Regions from separate parts of the Homo sapiens genome. Here region 2 is linked to region 1. A link is an interaction called in ENCODE POLR2A ChIA-PET data of the cell type or tissue named here. Cell type or tissue: HepG2. All regions are shown on one strand. Each heading gives the region's core, and the rest is flanking DNA. Links, peaks and the distances in the headings are about the cores only. Region 1 has its middle 7.9 kb from the start of C20orf203. Region 2 overlaps NOL4L (nucleolar protein 4 like).

Region 1 (8,375 bases), core at 237-8,236:
GCTAGGCCCAAAGACGGGGAGTCTCAGTGTCTCCAGGCAGGCGTTTGGGCCACACTTTCCCTTCACATGGACTTTGTGTAGCAGGAGATCAATATGCTGCCTCTGGCCTCTTTGGAGAGGCCCGTTTACCTGCTGTTGACTAAATAAAGGCTTAGAGAGGCTTATGGAATAAGGCGGCTTTCACATCAAAGGGCTCTTACAAAACAGCCCGGTGATGAGTTAAGTACGAATGAATCAGAAACAGATGGACTCAATTTCCTAGAAAATACCCCTGGGCTTCAACAAGAAGAGGGAAAGTGCTCGGCCAAAGGCATTGTGGGTTTTTGCTGATCCTAAAATATGCTCGATGATTTTGCCTGAAATGAGCTGAGATGCTGGGAATATGTCGGCTCCAAGTCATGAGAAACTCTGGGCTGGAGCTCTGCCAGCACATCAGCTGATTTCCAGCAGCTCTCCAGCTCGCCTTGTGGGGCCTGAAGGAGACCCCACTGACTTGGGGCCACTCTGGGTTTGCAAGGCCTGGACAGAAGGTACTGGCAAGACCTTTCTTTCTCTCTCTCTCTTTTTTTTTTTTTTGGTGAGACGGAGATTTACTCTTGTTGCCCAGGCTGGAGTGCAATGGCGTGATCTCGGCTCACTGCATCCTCCGCCTCCCAGGTTCAAGCAATTCTCCTGCCTCAGCCTCCCGAGTAGCTGGGATTACAGGCATGTGTCACCATGCCCAGCTAATTTTGTATTTTTAGTAGAGACGGGGTTTCACTGTGTTGCCCAGGCTGATCTCGAACTCCTGACCTCAGGTGATCTGCCCGCCCCGGCCTCCCAAAGTGCTGGGATTACAGGCGTGAGCCACCGCACCCGGCAAGACCTTTTTTTTTTTTTCCTGCATCAGTTTCCTGATGATAAAATGCAGGAATCGTTTTCCTTTGTTTGTTTTTTTCTTTTGAGACTGCATCTCATTTTCTTGCCCAGGCTGGAGTGCAGTGGTACGATCTCGGCTCGTTGCAACCTCCACTTCCTGGGTTCAAGCAATCCTCCTGCCTCAGCCTCCTGAGTAGCTGGGACTATGGGTGCTTGCCACCACACCCGGCTAATTTTTGTATTTTTAGTAGAGACAGGGTCTCAGCATGTTGACCAGGCTGGTCTTGAACTCCCGACCTCAAGTGATCCCCCCCACCCCCCACCCTGGCTGCACAACAGCATTTGAGGAATGCTTGAAAAATTTCACTGTTAGGTCTCCAGCCCAGGCTCTTTAAGATGAGGATCTCTGATAGCAGAGGGGCCTGGCATCCTTGTTTGCAGAAGCTCCTCAGGGAGTTCCCCTGCATGGCCAGGGGTTCTCAGTGTTTGGTGCACATCACAATCCCCTGGGAGCTCTCCTTGCCCCAGCCTGGACCTGTGAAATCAAAATAGGATGGAATGGGTAGTGATTAGGACATCTGTGGTTTTTTTTTTTTTTTTTTTTTTGAGATGGGGCCTTGCTCTGTCGCCCAGGCTGGAGTGCAGTGGCGCAATCTCAACTCACTGCAACCTCTGCCTCCTGGGTTCAAGTGATTCTCCTGCCTTAGCCTCCTGAGTAGCTGGGACTACAGGCGTGTGCCACCACGCCTGGCTAAGTTTTTGTATTTTTAGTAGAGATGGGGTTTCACCCTGTTAGCCAGGATGGTCTCGATCTCCTGACCTCGTGATCCGCCCACCTTGGCCTCCCAACGTGCTGGGATTACAGGCGTGAGCCACTGTGCCCATCTGTGCTTTTAACAGGCTCCCTGGGTGACTCTGATGTGCACGTACGTGTTGAGAACCCTAGATCATACACTTTGGTTATATTTGCCTGGGCTTCTAATGGAGGTCTGGGTCCTGGTGGCTGCTTTGTAAATGCTGATTAGAGATTGGTAAGAAGGGGGAGACCCTCCTTATGAAGCAGCAAGTGTTTGAGGACCTCTGACACTCTTGGCTGTCCTCTTCACAGAGGAGAACAAAAATGATGGCAAGGCCGGGCGCGGTGGCTCACGCCTCTAATCCCAGCACTTTGGGAGGCCGAGCGGGCAGATCACTTGAGGTCAGGAGTTTGAGACCAGCCTGGCCAACTTGGCAAAACACCATCTCTACTAAAAATACAAAAATTAGCCAGGCGTGGTGGTGTGTGCCTGTAATCCCAGCTACTTGGGAGCTTGGGAGGCTGAGGCAGGAGAATCACTGGAACCTGGGAGGCAGAGGGTGTAGTGAGCTGAGATCACGCCACGGCACTCCAGCTTGGGCGACAGAGTAAGACTCTGTCTCAGAAAAAAAAAAAAGGCAACAGTTTATGGAATGTTTTACTGAATGTTCCCATCCACCATCAACAGGCCCCTGCCCTCTGGGAGTTCACCTGTGTGGTGGGTGGAACAGCCCTGCACCTGTGTTCCAAACTCCTAGCTCCAGCCTCACCCTGCAGTGCTCTTCTGAGCCTCTCTCTACTGAACATCATAAGAAGGAACAAATGAAGAAGAGGTGTTCTGATCGTGTAACTGGTTAACTTTGTGGTATGGTCAAGAGGATAGAAGGTGCTTGAGTGCTAGCCTAAGTGGTGCCAATTGCTTACAGTGAGAAGTCATTTAATTATTCATTTAACAAATATTTTCTGAGGATCTACTTTGTACCAGGCCTTGGGAACACCAGGGTGAGCAAAATCAACCTTGTGGGTTGACTCTGCCTGGGGAGACAGACAGTAGCTGGGTAAAGAAGTCCATAATGAACTTGTTCTGTGAGTTAGGATGGGAGCTGTCTTCATGCAGGGATAGGGAATAATGTGTGTGTGTGTGTGTGTGTGTGTGTGTGTGTGTGTGTGTGTGTGTTGTGGGAGGCGGATTCTTTTTTTTTTTGAGATGAAGTCTCACTCTGTGGCCTAGGCTGGAATGCAGTGGTGCGATCTCAGCTCATGGCAACCTGTGTCTCCCAGGTTCAAGTGACTCTCCTGCCTCAGCCTCCTGAGTAGTGGGGACTACAGGTGCGTGCCACCACGCCTGGCTAATTTTGAGACGGGGTTTCACCCAATTGGCCAGGCTGGCCTCGAACTCCTGACCTTGTGATCCACCCACCTTGGCCTCCCAAAGTACTGGGATTACAGGCATGAGCCACCGCACCCGGCCAGGGGGAGGCAGATTCTTAAAGTGGTCAGGGAAGGTCTCTGAGAAGCTGACAGGTGACCTAGTCCTGCAGGATGCAGAGGAGCCTGACATGTAATGATGGAAGACAGAAGGGAAGGCACGTGCAAAGGCCCTGAGGTGACAGCATGTTTTGTGAGTTTGAGAAACGACAAGGCCAGGGCGGCTGGTGAAGGAGATCAAGGGGGAGCGATATGAGGGCCGAGATCGCAGGCCCAGACATGCAGGGCTGTGATTAGGATGTAACATCTTCAGCAGGAGAGCAGCCTGCATTTTATCTCCCAGATAAGAGAGTGCATCAGGGTTTGAACGAAGGGAAGTAAGAATGACAATATGGGCCAGGTGTGGTGACTCATTCCTGTAACCCCAGCTACTCGGGAGGCTGAGGCGGGAGGATCACTTGAGCCCAGGAGATTGAGGCTGCAGTGAGCTGTGATGGCACCGCTGCACTCCAGCCTGGGTGACAGAGCAAGACCCTGTCTCTGAAAAAAAGAAAGAACAAGATGGAATGTTGTCTACATTTTAGGGACATGGACTTAAAGTTTTTTTTTGTTTTTTGTTTTTGTTTTGAGACAGAGTCTCATTCTGTCACCCAGGCTGGAGTGCAGTGGCACAATCTCAGGCTCACTGCAACCTCTGCCTCCCGGGTCCAAGCGATTCTCCTGCCTCAGCCTCCCGAGTAGCTGGGGTTACAGGCGCGTGCCATCACGCCTGGCTAATTTTTTGTATTTTTAGTAGAGACAGGGTTTCACCATGTTAGCCAGGGTGGTCTCGATCTCCTGACCTCATGATCCGCCTGCCTCGGCCTCCCAAAGTGCTGGGATTACAGGCATGAGCCACCGCGACCGGCCTGACATGGACTTAAAGTTTGACCTCACGTGTGACCTGTGTAAGTCACCACTGCTCTACGGACCCCCTTTGTGGGAGGATTGGCCCAGTTATCTGTGTCTAGCTGTGTGTCTAAGGAGCCTCTGGTCATCCACACAGAAACTGAACGTAAAGAGTGTCCGCCACGCACGTGGCTGGGACAGTGAGAACCTCTGGAAGCTGTGTCGCAGATGTTTGTTCATCATTGAGTGAAGTGGTTGCTCTTCTTGACTCTACTATTGTCCCCAGGGCAGGCGACCCGTAAATACTGATTGACGAAGGCCGAGCTGGCCTTATTTCACATCAGTCTCATTATTCTTCTTCCCAGGAGAAAGAGAAAGAGAAAGAGGTCTGCCCTGTACAGTGGCTGGGAGGAGGTGGGAGGGAGGCGGCAGGAGGCAGTGTGGCTGTGTGGCTGGAGACTCTGGCTGGTGAGGCTGGGCGCTGGGCTCTGGGCAGGTGTCATTTTTATGAATGATTTCCTGCCAGGTAGAGGAGCTGACTCAGCCGGCGGCCTCCCATGGGCTGGTGTGGGCCTGCTTTTCCGGAGCCCAATGCTAATCTGCCTGGGGCAGCTGGCTCTGGGGAAGGAAGGGCCTCCCACAGAGGGGAGGGCAACTGTGCATCTTAGCAGCTTTTCTCCCCCCAGAGCTTTTCTTAGCTTGTCGGGGTGGGCCGTGGGGAAGGGAGTACGACTCACCCAGTCTCCCCTCCCCCTTTTCGCTCCCTTTCTCCCTCTCCCCTCTCCAGCCTGCTGTCAGCCAGTTGCAGCTCCACTGCCTGCCTCATGCCTGCCTGCACTGCTTTCAGCAGATGTGTCTGTGGGAGCAAGTGAAGGCTCCCTGAGAAAACCCCTCCACCTAGCAGGTCTCTGCAGCCACCCCTGGAAGCCAGGAGGCTCCTGGGGTGGGCAGTGTTGGGGGTGGCAGCAGTGGGGAGGAATTCCACCTTTCCACCCATGCACCAGCTCCTGGAGCGCTCTCCCCAGAGATTCCTAGTGCTGGCTCTGTCATCTCCTCCAGGTCAGAGCAATCATTCCAGAGAGAAGCTCTTCTGTGCTTGTAGACAGTGTGGGAGGGTTTTCAGGCCTGTCTCAAAGCCCAGGCAGAAGATGTGTCTCTGAGCTTGGGTGTATTTGGCATCAGAGAGGGAAAGAGGAAGGGGGATTTGTGGAATGCCTGATCACCTTTTAGCCTTCAGGAATGCCTGTCTTCAGTCCCTTGCCTGCCTGGGGCCTTTGCAGAGCTCTCCATCCTGTGGACACCTTAGTTCATTGAATTCTTACATTAAGAAGCAGTTATTATTTTCCCCATTTTACAGATTAGGAAACAGGCCCAGAGAGGGAAATTCATTTGCCCAAAGTTACACAGCAACCAAGTAGGGGGATGTGGCTCCAAACCAAGTCTGCCCAGCCCCAAAGCCATTCTGTACACTTCCCTGGCTCCTGGAGGCAAAGCCTATGAAGAAGGTGAATGTGTAGGAAACTACTCTCTTGTCAGGCACCAGAAGAGAAGTGGGGGATGGGGAGTCAGGGGCTTGGGTCTAACCTGCTAACAGTCTTGGGCAGACTCTGTTCATCCTCTGTTCCTCTATGACCCCATCTATAACACGAAAGGCTTACATTGGGTGCTTCTTTTGGTTTTTGTTTTTGAGACAGAGTCCCACTCTGCCACCCAGGCTGGAGTGCAGTGGCACCATCTTGACTCACTGTAACCTCTGCCTCCCATTTTCAAGCAATTCTCCTGCCTCAGCCTCTGGAATAGCTGGGATTGCAGGCGCATGCCACCATGCCTGGCTAAGGCTGATTTTTTTATTTTTAGTAGAGACAAGGTTTCAACATGTTGGCCAGGCTGATCTTGAACTCCTGACCTCCGTCTCCCAAAGTGCTGGGATTACAGGCATGAGCCAACGCACCTGGCCTACACTGGGTGCTTTTGAGATCCCTGTTAGTGCCAACGTTCTTTCCTTCTGAAATGACCTCACCAAGGCCCAGAGTTCTGCAGGGGGCTGGACACTGGCATGCGTGGGCAATCTGACCTGCCAGAGCACCTTCCGGTGGCTCCTCTTTCACTCGCCCTCTGAGGCTTGCTCAGCTCAGAAAAGGAAAAGCGCTACTGGTTATCGGTGGGTGCTGAGCTGAGCAGGAAAAGCTGAGCCCTAATCCCAGTATTCCCTGGAAGGGTCTGCATGACCTTGGGCAAGTCACTAGCCTGCTCAAGAGAACAGGGACCATGTCCCACCTCCTGCCTCCATCCTAGGGGATCAGGGGAGATGATGGATGTCAGTGGGCTCTGGGATAAGCTTACAGAAGGAGGACCCTCCAGTTTCCTCTCCCTCAGGTGTTGATGGGATTGGGCCTGCTGTAATTATCAACACTTCTAAGCAATTTGCAGGCGGCTGCAGGCAGTGGGAGCTAAGGGGAGGAGGTAGCCTCTGGAGGGCCTAGAAAATCTTTTTGCTAGATTTAGAGCAACTGGGTCCAGGTCTCCTCCTCCTACCAGTCTTGTCTGCAGGCCAAGCCATGCCTGCTCCTGCATCCTGGTCTTTGTCTCTGAGAAGAGCTCTCACCCTACTAGCCCAGAGGGGGAAGGAGCAGCAAGGTTGCTGGTGATGCTGAAAATCAAGTTGAACGTCCTTATATGACAGCAGTTTGAACAGATCAGCAAGTTCAACCACACAGAGGTGCCTGGAAGCCCCTCTCAGTGATACCTAAGAGGGAGGTCTCTGGAACCAGCCTGCCAGTTTCTTCCCTCCAGCCCTACTCTTACTGCCTGGGGGCCCATGGGCAAGTCTCCCTGCCACGGTTTCCCCATCTCTGAAATGGGAGCAGTGGCAACTCCGGGGCTGGAGGAGTAAATGCAGCAAAGCATGTGTGTTTGGCACTCACAGTGAACCACAGTCAACGACAGCCAGCACCACTGGGGGTGGTTGCTGTCATCGCTGGCATTATGCCTCACCCAGCCCATCTCTTGCACTATGTTGGACACTGTCCCAGGATGGCGGCAACCATCTCTGTCCCCGACACAGTGCCCTGACAGGCCTTCCCATCTGAGCACCAGTTGCCTGCACTGCACTTCTTTTTTTTTTTTTTGTACACAGAGTCTTGCTCTATCCCCCAGGCTGTAGTGCAGTGGTGCGATCTTGGCTCACTGCAACCTCCGCCTCCTGAGTTCAAGTGACTCTCCTGCCTCAGCCTCCTGAGTAGCTGGGATTACAGGCACCCACTACCATGCCTGGCTAATTTTTGTATTTTTAGTAGAGACAGGGTTTCACCATGTTGGCCAGGCTGGTCTCGAACCCCTGACCTCAGGGGATCCGCCCACCTTGGCCTCTCAAAGTGCTGGGATTATAGGCATGAGCCACCATGCCCGGCCACTTCTATTTATTGTTTTTGAGACCGAGTTTCACTCTTTTTGCCCAGGCTGGAGTACAATGGCGCCATCTCGGCTCACCGCAACCTCTGCCTCCCAGGTTCAAGCAATTCTCATGCCTCAGCCTCCTGAGTAGCTGGGATTACAGGCACGTGCCACCACGCCCTGCTAATTTTTGTATTTTTAGTAGAGATGGGGTTTCACTGTGTTGGCCAGGTTGGTCTTGAACTCCTGACCTCAGGTAATCTGCCTGCCTCAGCCTCCCAAAGTGCTGGGATTACAGGCATGAGCCACCGCGCCCAGCCACTTCTCTCTTTCTTTCTTTCTTTCTTTTTTCTTTTTTTTTAAATAGAGACAGTCACTATTGAGACTGTTGCTCAGGCTGGCCTTGAACTCCTGGGCTCAAGTGATCCTCCCACCTCGGCCTCCCAAAGTGCTGGGATTACAGGTGTGAGCCACTGCACCCAGCCTGTGCTGCACTTCTCTATGCATATGTCTCACCGTCTGGATGGCAAATTCCTGGACTTCTGGGCTTCCAGAATTCTGATGCACCCCACAGCTGACACTGGCTGACATTGCTGGAAGGACATGTTAACAGTCTTAGAAGGGTGTGGAGGGGAGGCAGGGCTCCTCCCTCTGCACTACTCTGTGCTTTCTCCTCTACCTCTGGTTTCTCCTCAGAAGAGTGAGGAGCTGTGGTCATTTCACAAACCCTGTAACACTGGGAGAGGTGGAATGTGACTCAGACTGCCCAGGGAAAGAGGGGCTGCCAACCACGCCCTTCCTCTTTCCTTCGCACCTGCACGTCCTGAGCCAGTGGTTTGTGCTCCTCTGTGAGAGCTGATAAACTGGCCTATGGGGAGGCCCAGAGCCATTCCCCATCGCACCTCCCCAAGTGGGGCTTTCTAAAAGATCCCGAACCTAGGAGGTGCTTGATAAGTGATTGCTTGATACATGCTTATGAGGTGGGGTTTGCTTCTCCCAGGCACTGACAAGG
Region 2 (8,375 bases), core at 195-8,194, 140 kb after region 1:
TCCCAGCTACTGGGAGGCTGAGGCAGGAGAATCGCCTGAACCAAGGAGGCGGAGGTTGCAGTGAGCCAAGATCATGCCACTGCATTCCAGCCTGGGCGACAGAGCAAGACTCTGTCTCCAAAAAAAAAAAAAAAGAAAAGAAAGAAAAAAAAAGAATTACAACCTAAGTGTCTTGTAAACAGGCTCTTCCTAGCTCCAAAATCTGGACACAAGAATAATGGCAATCCAAATATCCTGCTCTAGCCCGCCCTTCTTACAGACAATGGAACTGAGACTCAGCACGCTAGAATAACGGCACATGCCTCTCCCTGCACCTCCAGCCCCTGGGACAGCGGAGAATGCAGCTGCATTCTGGATATAGTTTAAAGGTGGAGCCAACAGAACTTGCTGATGGATGGGATGTGGGCTGTGAGAACCAGTGAGCAGTCAAGGATGCCTTCAGGGTGTTTGGCCTAAGCAAGGGAGATGGAGAAGCCTGCTGGGGGAGGAAGTTTGGTGGTGGTGGCCAGGGCTGTGGGCGGGTCGGGGGAAGGGGGTCTAAATGCTTGCTGGATGAGTGGATGGATGTGTCGCCCTGGCTCTCCAGGGGGCCCTAGACACACACTTGCTTTCAGTCCAGTCGGCTGTCCGGCAGCAGAGGAGAGGCCCATGCTGGAGATGTCAACGTGACATCGCACACGTGTGAGTGGCCCCAAGGTGGACGAAGTTCAAGGACTGGGGCTTGGGGTTGTCAACATTAGGAGGTCCTGTCCAAAGTTCATGTTTTTCTTCTTTCATGAAATGTCCCATTTTTTAAAAATTTTTATTCTTTAGAGACAGGGTCATGCTCTGTCACCCAGGCTGGAGTGTAGTGGCACTATTATAACTCACTGCAGCCTCAAACTCCTGGGCTCAAGCAATCCTCCTGCTTCAGCCTCCTGGGTAGCTGGGACTACAGGCAGGCACCACCATGCCCAGCCCCAACTTTTAAGTATCAGCAACAAACTCAAATTGTAATAAACCTCTGTAGGTTCCCCCAGATACATCCATAGACCCCACTTGGCCTGAGACCTCCTGCTTAGGACCTGTGGTGTGGGTCTGGAGTCACACTGCCTAGATCTGAACCTGGCTGTCAATTCCCAGCTGTGTGCTTTTAGGCAGGTGACTTAGCCTCAGTTTCCTGATCTGTAAAATAGGAATAATAATAGTACTCACCTTTTCGTGTCATAGTATGGGTTCTCTGAGAGTCGTGATGAAAAGCTATTTGTGATGGATTTTACTAGTGACCAAGGCTGTTGATAGCAAAGGGGAACAGTGCACTGGATTTTGAGTTCACCCTGGGGTGGGATCTATCTCTGCCATTGACAAGCCGTGTGACCTGGGGCTGGTTTTAGACCTCTGAGAAAGTGGTTTGTTGCTCTTGGAGTTGGGAGCTGGCCAGGATGCCTGCTGAGGCCTCTGAGCCGCCACTGACCACCCTCCCTCCCTGCCTCTCTCCTTCCAGCCTCGCCCACCTGCCACCTCCCACCCCTTTACCCTGCAGCCAAAATGATCCTTCAAAAGCACAAATCTCAGCATGGTCTTTTCCTGCCTGGAGAAAAATCCTTGTTGGCACCCCACTGCCTTCAGGACAAAGCTGGAGAGCCTTAGCCTGGCGCAGGGAGGTGGGAGGTGGCCCTCACCTCTCTTCTGCTATCTCCTTCCACCAACCCTGCTCAGGTACCAGCTGCACACAGCCCCTCACCACGCCTCAAAGGCCCCATGCCTCTTTGTACCCCTTCCCCCTTCCTTTCTCCACCCGCCCCCTGCCTTCCCATCATCCTTCCAGCAGCTCCTGGGCCCTGCTATACCTTGGGTCTAACCACTTCTCTCCCCCAGTGATCCAACTGCCTCCCCATGGCTTCCCTGCCTCTCTCTCACCCCTTCTTCTCCATAGCCCATTTTCCACGAGCAGTCAGAGGGATCATTTAAAAATATCCTCTGGATGGTGTCACCCGCCTGCTTAAAATCCCTCTATGGCTGCCTGTTTCACGTGAATACAGCCGCCACCCCATCCGTCCCTCCAGCACGTTCAGCATAGCCTCCCCACCATCCTACACACCACTGCCCACGATGCCGGCCGCCTGCCTGCCTGAAGACCTTTGCACAGGCTGTTGGCCTTCAGAGGTGACTTAACATCGCACCTTCAGCAGAGGCTCCCTGTCCACCACCCTTTTCACAGGCACAAATCACTCATTCAGGAGGCAGCCAGGTCTGCCTGTTGACTTTGTAACCACAGTGCCTGACCCTGGTATCTTTTTTTTTTTGTTTTTTTCTGAGACAAGGTCTCCCTCTGTCATCCAGGCTGGAGTGCCGTGGCGAGATCTCGGCTCACTGCAACCTCCACCTCCTGGGTTCAAGTGGTTATTGTGCCTCAGCCTCCCAAGAAGCTGGGACTACAGGTGTGCACCACCACACCCAGTTAATCTTTTTTTTCTTTTTTTTTTTGTGACAGAGTCTCGCTCTGTCATTCAGGCTAGAGTGCAATGGCACGATCTCAGCTCGCTGCAACCTCCTCCTCCTGGGTTCAAGCGATTCTCCTGCCTCAGCCTCCCTAGTTGCTGAGATTACAGGTGCCCACAACCACACCCAGCTAATTTTTGTATTTTTAGTAGAGACAGGGTTTCACCATATTGGTCAGGCTGGTCTCGAACTCCTGACTTCAGTGATCCACCCACCTGGGCCTCCCAAAGTACTGGGATTACAGGCATGAGCCACCGTGCCCAGCCCCAGCTAATTTTTGCATTTTTAGTAGACACGGGGTTTCACCATGTTGGCCAGGCTGGGTATCACCCTTTCTGGTGGCAGAAGTGCCACGCATCCTTCAAGACCCAGCCCAAATGTCACCTCCTCTGTGAAGCCTTCCTTCACGCAGCCCCACTCCTTGCCCTGTTCCTGAGGGCCCTCTGGATCATTCTCTCCTATTGCATCCCCTGATGGCAGAGCCAGCTGAGCTCCGTGGTGGCTTCCCGCGAGCTTTATTCTTTTCCCTTTTCCCCACACTCGACATGGTAATGATCACTAGCTGGCGAGCTCCTCAAGGCAAGAGCACCACAGCAAGAGAGCTCGTGTTTATCGAGAACGGCTGTGTGCTCAGCGCTTTCCTGCATCCTCTAAAATCCTCACAACCCCGTGAGGTCGGTTCTCCTAAAAGCCCCACTTTAAAGAGGAGCCAGTGGAGGTTTAAAGAGGTTAAGTCACGTGCCCAAGGTCACCCTGACACCAGAGCTAGAGCTTGGAATGAATCACGGCAATGACTTATATATAGCACCTTCCACATGCCAGGCACTATTAAGGTGTTTCATCTTCACAAAAACTTTCACTGCAGCTTCATGTTATGGCTGGGGAAACTGAGGCATGGAGAGGTTAAGTAACTTGGTAAGGTTCAAGAGACGAGTCAGAAGTAGAGTAGGGGCTGAGCACAGTGGCTCACACCTGTAATCCCAGCACTTTCAGAGGCTGAGGCGGGAGGATCTCTTGAGCCCAGTAGTTCGAGACCAGCGTGGGCAACACAATGAGACTCTGTCTCTGCAAAAAAATAAAAAGATTAGCCAGGTGTAGTGACACATGCCTATGGTCCAGTTACTTGGGAGGCTGAGGTGGGAGGATTGCTTAAGCCTTGGAGGTCGAGGCTGCAGTGAGCCGTGATCCTGCCACTATACTCCAGTCTGGGTGACACAGCGAGACCCTGTCTCAAAAAAAATTTTTTTAAAAAGAAGTGGAGTAGGATTTGAGCTCAGGCTGTCTGGCTGTTGGTCATCTCTTGGTCATGCTCTCAAATGTCATGCTGTACTGGCCATTGTAGCCTTCTCCCTCTGACCTGCCTGAGCAGCTCTCATTGTCTTGGTGCCCCCGAAACCTGGACTAGCAGCTAGCCCGAGGAGGCACTAGTTAGTGACAGTTTCAGGAATAAGGACACAGGTAAGCCAGTGGATGCGGGACCTTGCCCCAGCCATTCTGAAGCTCTGTGTCCTGAAGCCCAAAGATATGGCCACCTGTCTCCTGGGCTTAGCGCCCCCCACCACCCGCCTGTCCAGACAGCCTCAGGGAAGGACCAGATCCATAAACATGAGGCTCTACTTGGGCTGGGAGGAGTGCTGGGCACTGTACAAGTCCTCAATATTATTGCTTTATTGTCATTTAAATGGAGCCTGCCTCAAACAGGCCACCCAGTTCTAGCCACCAGCTCTGGACAAAACCCCCATTGAAAAGCCAATTACAATCACTCCATCTAAATTGTCATGGATTTGTATAGAAAATTACATCTCCATTTAGTCCTAAAGCGACGTCCTGGGCATGGACAGAGGGGAGGCTGGCCCATTTACCCCGCCAGCTCAGCGCGGGTGCCGCGGGCAGACAGAAAGCCCAAGCTGCTGGGTCTTGGCCGGCCCAGGAACAAAGGCCAGTTTGTGGGGGCCCAGAGAGAAGCTGGGCCTCTGAGGGCAGCTCAGATTCCAGGCCCGGGCCGATGGACCCTGCACCGCCAGCTGGTCTCTCCTGCTGGCGGCTGTGGCCAGACGAGCTCCTGACAGCCGGCTTCAGGCGGCCCATCAGCCCCGCCACCCCCACCACCATCCAAGGTGGCTGGAGCTTGGCTCATGTCCACACTACCAGGAAATGAAACTCAGGGAGCACTTGACTGGGATCCTGAGATCTTGGTTTCATTCATTCACTCACTGACACATTCAGTGCCTGCTAGTAGCATGAGAAAGGCAATAATGTAGAAGTGAGCTCCAGCTTCAGAGTGCCCTGCATTCAGTTCCAGACTCTGTCCTCAGTAGCCATGAGGCCACTTGCTTATTCCTTTAGTTTTGAAATAGTTGTCGAGTGCCTACTGTGTGCCAGAGAACAGGACAAAATGGTCTTCACTCTTGGCCCTTAAAGTCCAGTGCCCTGGGGAAAATAAACAGGGGCTGACACGGGCTAGTATCCCCATTTCACAGAAGTGTAAGTAGGCAGCTCAGAGGAGCTGGGCATGCTATATGCAAGTGAGAAGGGCCTTCTAGCCAGAGGGAATAGTGTGTGTGTGTGTGTGTGTGTGTGTGTGTGTGTGTGTGTAGGGGGTGGCGAGGCAGGCTGGAGCAGCACTGTGGCATGACATGAGATCGGTGGGGCAACCTACAGACTGTGGGCCTCTTCTCTGAGCCTCGGTTTCCTCATCTGAGGAATGGGGGCGATGACCCCAGCTGCTGGGGACTTGGACAAGGGCTCAGGGAGATAATGTGTGCCAGGTGTTCTGCGTGGAGCTGGGCATGGGATGCTTTTGGCTAACCAGGATAGCCTTACTTAGATGACACTGTGGGCCAAACACGGACCGAGGGCTTTCCACACATTCACTCCTAACATTGACAGTCCCATGTGGCAGGGCTAGGATCCCCATCTCACAGATGGGGAAACGGAGGCAACAGCACAGGGCAGCTAATTATTTGTTCCTGTTCCAGTCATTCTGATTATGGGTTAGCCCAGGGCCTCCACAGAGAAGACCCTCAAAAAGGATTTGTTGAATCAGTGAATGCATCTGGAAGGTCGGTGCTGGGCAGGTGTGGGGGCCGGGGAGGAAGATTCCCGTGTACATGTGTGAAGCTGTGTGGAGTGCTGTGGGATTCTGAGCATGGCTGTGGGCCTGCGTGTAATTGTGTGTGAGACTGTCCAAGGACTGCAGATGGTTGCATGTGTGAGGCTATGTCCATGTCTCTGTGACCTTAACTGTGTGTGACAGTCACACATTGTCTCCCTGAGTCCTTGCCCAAATGCCCAGTGGCCACAGTGGCTCTGTCAGACTGACTGTGTGTGTGTGGCTGTGTCAGACTGTGTGTCACGGCCTACACACATCTGTCTGGGCCCAGAGGGACACTTGGCACCCTTCCTGGGATGGCTGGTGGGCCCAGAGGCTACCTCAGGGCAGGACAGGCACGTGCAGAGGCGAAGGGGTCAGAGTCCCCAGCCTCCCCTGCCCAGCCCAGCAGACAGACCGGCAAATGGAAAAAAATGTTCACACCCGAGGCAAGCTGGTGGCTGCCCCACCAGAGACTGCTCTGTGCACAGAAAACAAGTTCTTCTGGTATCAGCTTGGCAGGAAGTGGCTTTTGGGTGGCAGGAAGCTGGATTCAGCTCATATCAGCCCCGGCCGAGGGGCAGGAGAGCAGTTATCTGGGGTTAAACAGAGTTACTGAGAAGTGGAGCCCCCAACACACCATGCCCGATAGAGTTGAGGGCACAGCCTACCCCTGGTGGCCCTTTGGAATGATGGGTGGGCGGTCTTGTAAAGATGAGCCTCAGGCCCCAGACAGAGCTCATTGTCCACCTCTCATTTACTCCCATTTAGAAGATATGCAGACTGAGACTCTGAGAGGCAATGACTTTTCCAAGATCACCAGTTAAGAAGAGAGACAGAAGGGAAAAAGACCGCAAGAAATTTACATCTAGAGACGAAAAAGCCAGGACAGAAGAACAAAGAGAAGAGGAGCGATGGGACAGGATGGAGCTAGGAGTCACATGAATGCAGACAGCAGTGAGGCTGCACCATGGGAAGGCCTGTGTGTGCCCACCATGTGCAAGGTCATCACGTGGACGTCACAGCTGACCTTGAGATCCTGAACCCATTTCCCAAATGAGGGGAGTGAGACTCAGAGAGCCTCACTGGCTGAGTGAGGCCTGGAATCCAGTTCTGATTCCAAAGCCCAGGTTCTCTCACGTCATGCCCCCGTGCCCAACTTCCAGGGAAGGGAAGTGGCTGTTCTAAAACAGACACCCAGTTCCACTAGCTGCTTGCCTGGGTGCTCGATTGAGGAATTCACTCAGCTGGCCCATGGAGAGCCAGGGTTCAAACCTAGGCAGGATGGCTGCAGAACTCACGTGCTTAACCACGTGACAGGGTGTGCCCAGTGCTTTGCTGGAGCAGGCAGAGAAAGCCATGGCCCTGCCCTTGGGCTGGGACCCAGAGGGTCCAGCCACTGGAACAAAGCCCTGCAGCTGGCAAGAAACTGAGTCTCCCAACGCCCAGCCCTAGACACTCTGTGCCGCCCCCCACCCCACCCCACCCCCACTGGAGCCCCTGGGCACTGGGCTCTGGTCCTTCTGCTCTCATCCCAAAAGCAGCTCTCAAGCTGTTCCCTGGCTGAGATGCTGATTTGAAGCTCGGTTTGCATGTCGTTTGCACATTACTCAGTGTATGTCAGAAGGTACGAACATCTCCCTTTCCGGGAGAGGGCTGCCGGGCCCCCCTGCCCTCCTCCAGACAGCAAAAATGCCAGCCGGCTAGACGGGAGCGACGCCCTGGCCTCTGACGGCACCCGCCTGCCGCTGCCTCCCCCATTCCCTCCTGGAGCCAAATTTAGGCAGCTCTGCTACTGAGAGATGGGGAGAGCGGAGGCAGGAAACGGTGAGGTTGGAGGCAGCCTGGCCTTGGCCCTCCCAGAGTGGAGCAGCCCCAGGGGTGCCCCTGTCCCTAAAGCTCTGGGTGCAGTCTCCCCCCACCCCTCCTCTCACTGGAATGCTGGCGGGGTTGGGGAACGCTGGGTTCTCAGCTGCAGCCCAGGGTGCTGGCTACCCCAGCCATGAAGGAGGAGGGAGGGAGGGAGGGAGGGAGGGAGGGAGGGAGGGAGCGAGGGAGGGAGGGAGGAGGTCATGGCCGGGGCAGTGGGGAAGGGATCAGATAGCCTCCTCCTGCCCCAGACACCCGCCGCCACTGGGGACACAGAGCCGGTTCTGCTTCTTGGACACTTCCTGCCCCTCCTTGGTGTGCACCCCCCAACCCTGGGCCTGATTGTGGGTGGGGGGCAGGGGACACAGCCAGGCCTGAGGGGACTGAACCCTCCCTGCCCCCCAAAGGCTCTCCCAGGCCATCTCTGACTCAGGCCAGCCTCGCACCTGAATGGTCTTGGTTCACCTACCTGGGAAATGGAAGGGGTGGCCTAGAATGACTTCCAAGCAGCTGCCTGCACTGACAGTAGGAGCTTTTGGGAGGCCTGACAGAAATGAGGGTTGTGGGCTGGGTGTGGTGGCTCATGCCTGTCATCCCAGCACTTTTGGAGGCCGAGGCAGTGGGATCACTTGAGGCCAGGAGTTCGAGACCAGCCTGGCCAACATAGGGAAACCCTGTCTCTATTAAAACTGCAAAAATTAGCCAGGCATGGTGGTGTGTGTCTGTAATCCCAGCTACTCGGGAGGCTGTAGCAGGAGAATCGCTTGAACCCAGGAGCCGGAGGTTGCAGTGAGCCGAGATGGTGCCATTGCACTCCCTCCTGGGCTACAGAGCAAGATTCCGTCTCCAAAAAAAAAAAAAAAGAAACGCGGGTTGTGGCAGTGGCTTTAGGCCTAGAAACTTCTTCGATTTCTCAGGTATGGCTAGGAGAGGC

The links. ChIA-PET counts read pairs that join two places held together with the same protein. Peaks named below come from ENCODE experiments on the same cell type or tissue, not always from the same donor. Only the 100,000 strongest peaks of a DNase experiment are listed, where the experiment ranks them.
Region 2: POLR2A ChIA-PET joins it to region 1 with 10 read pairs; 3 of 35 experiments call an interaction of 5 or more read pairs at or near these places.

Annotation. Positions count from the first base shown.
Region 1 is chr20:32,677,702-32,686,076 of GRCh38, reverse strand. No RefSeq gene overlaps it. Among named protein-coding and RNA genes, the nearest start is that of C20orf203, 7.9 kb to the right of the region's middle. RefSeq lists enhancers at 1,477-1,976, 1,977-2,478, 3,859-4,457, 4,416-4,710, 4,458-5,057 and 3 more. In HepG2, for the core only: a CTCF peak has its summit at 4,412; DNase peaks (open chromatin) are centred at 1,316 and 4,490; H3K4me3 peaks cover 1,309 bases.
Region 2 is chr20:32,537,710-32,546,084 of GRCh38, reverse strand. The region is part of intron 1 of NOL4L (nucleolar protein 4 like); the gene reads left to right. It overlaps LOC105372592 (a long non-coding RNA gene), which reads right to left. Exons shown (of 3, transcript XR_007067563.1): 3 at 4,132-4,911. Among named protein-coding and RNA genes, the nearest start is that of NOL4L-AS1, 19 kb to the left of the region's middle. RefSeq lists enhancers at 3,989-4,494, 4,495-5,000, 6,430-7,401, 8,373-8,375. In HepG2, for the core only: a CTCF peak has its summit at 582; DNase peaks (open chromatin) are centred at 664, 2,194, 4,484, 5,924 and 3 weaker places; H3K4me3 peaks cover 475 bases.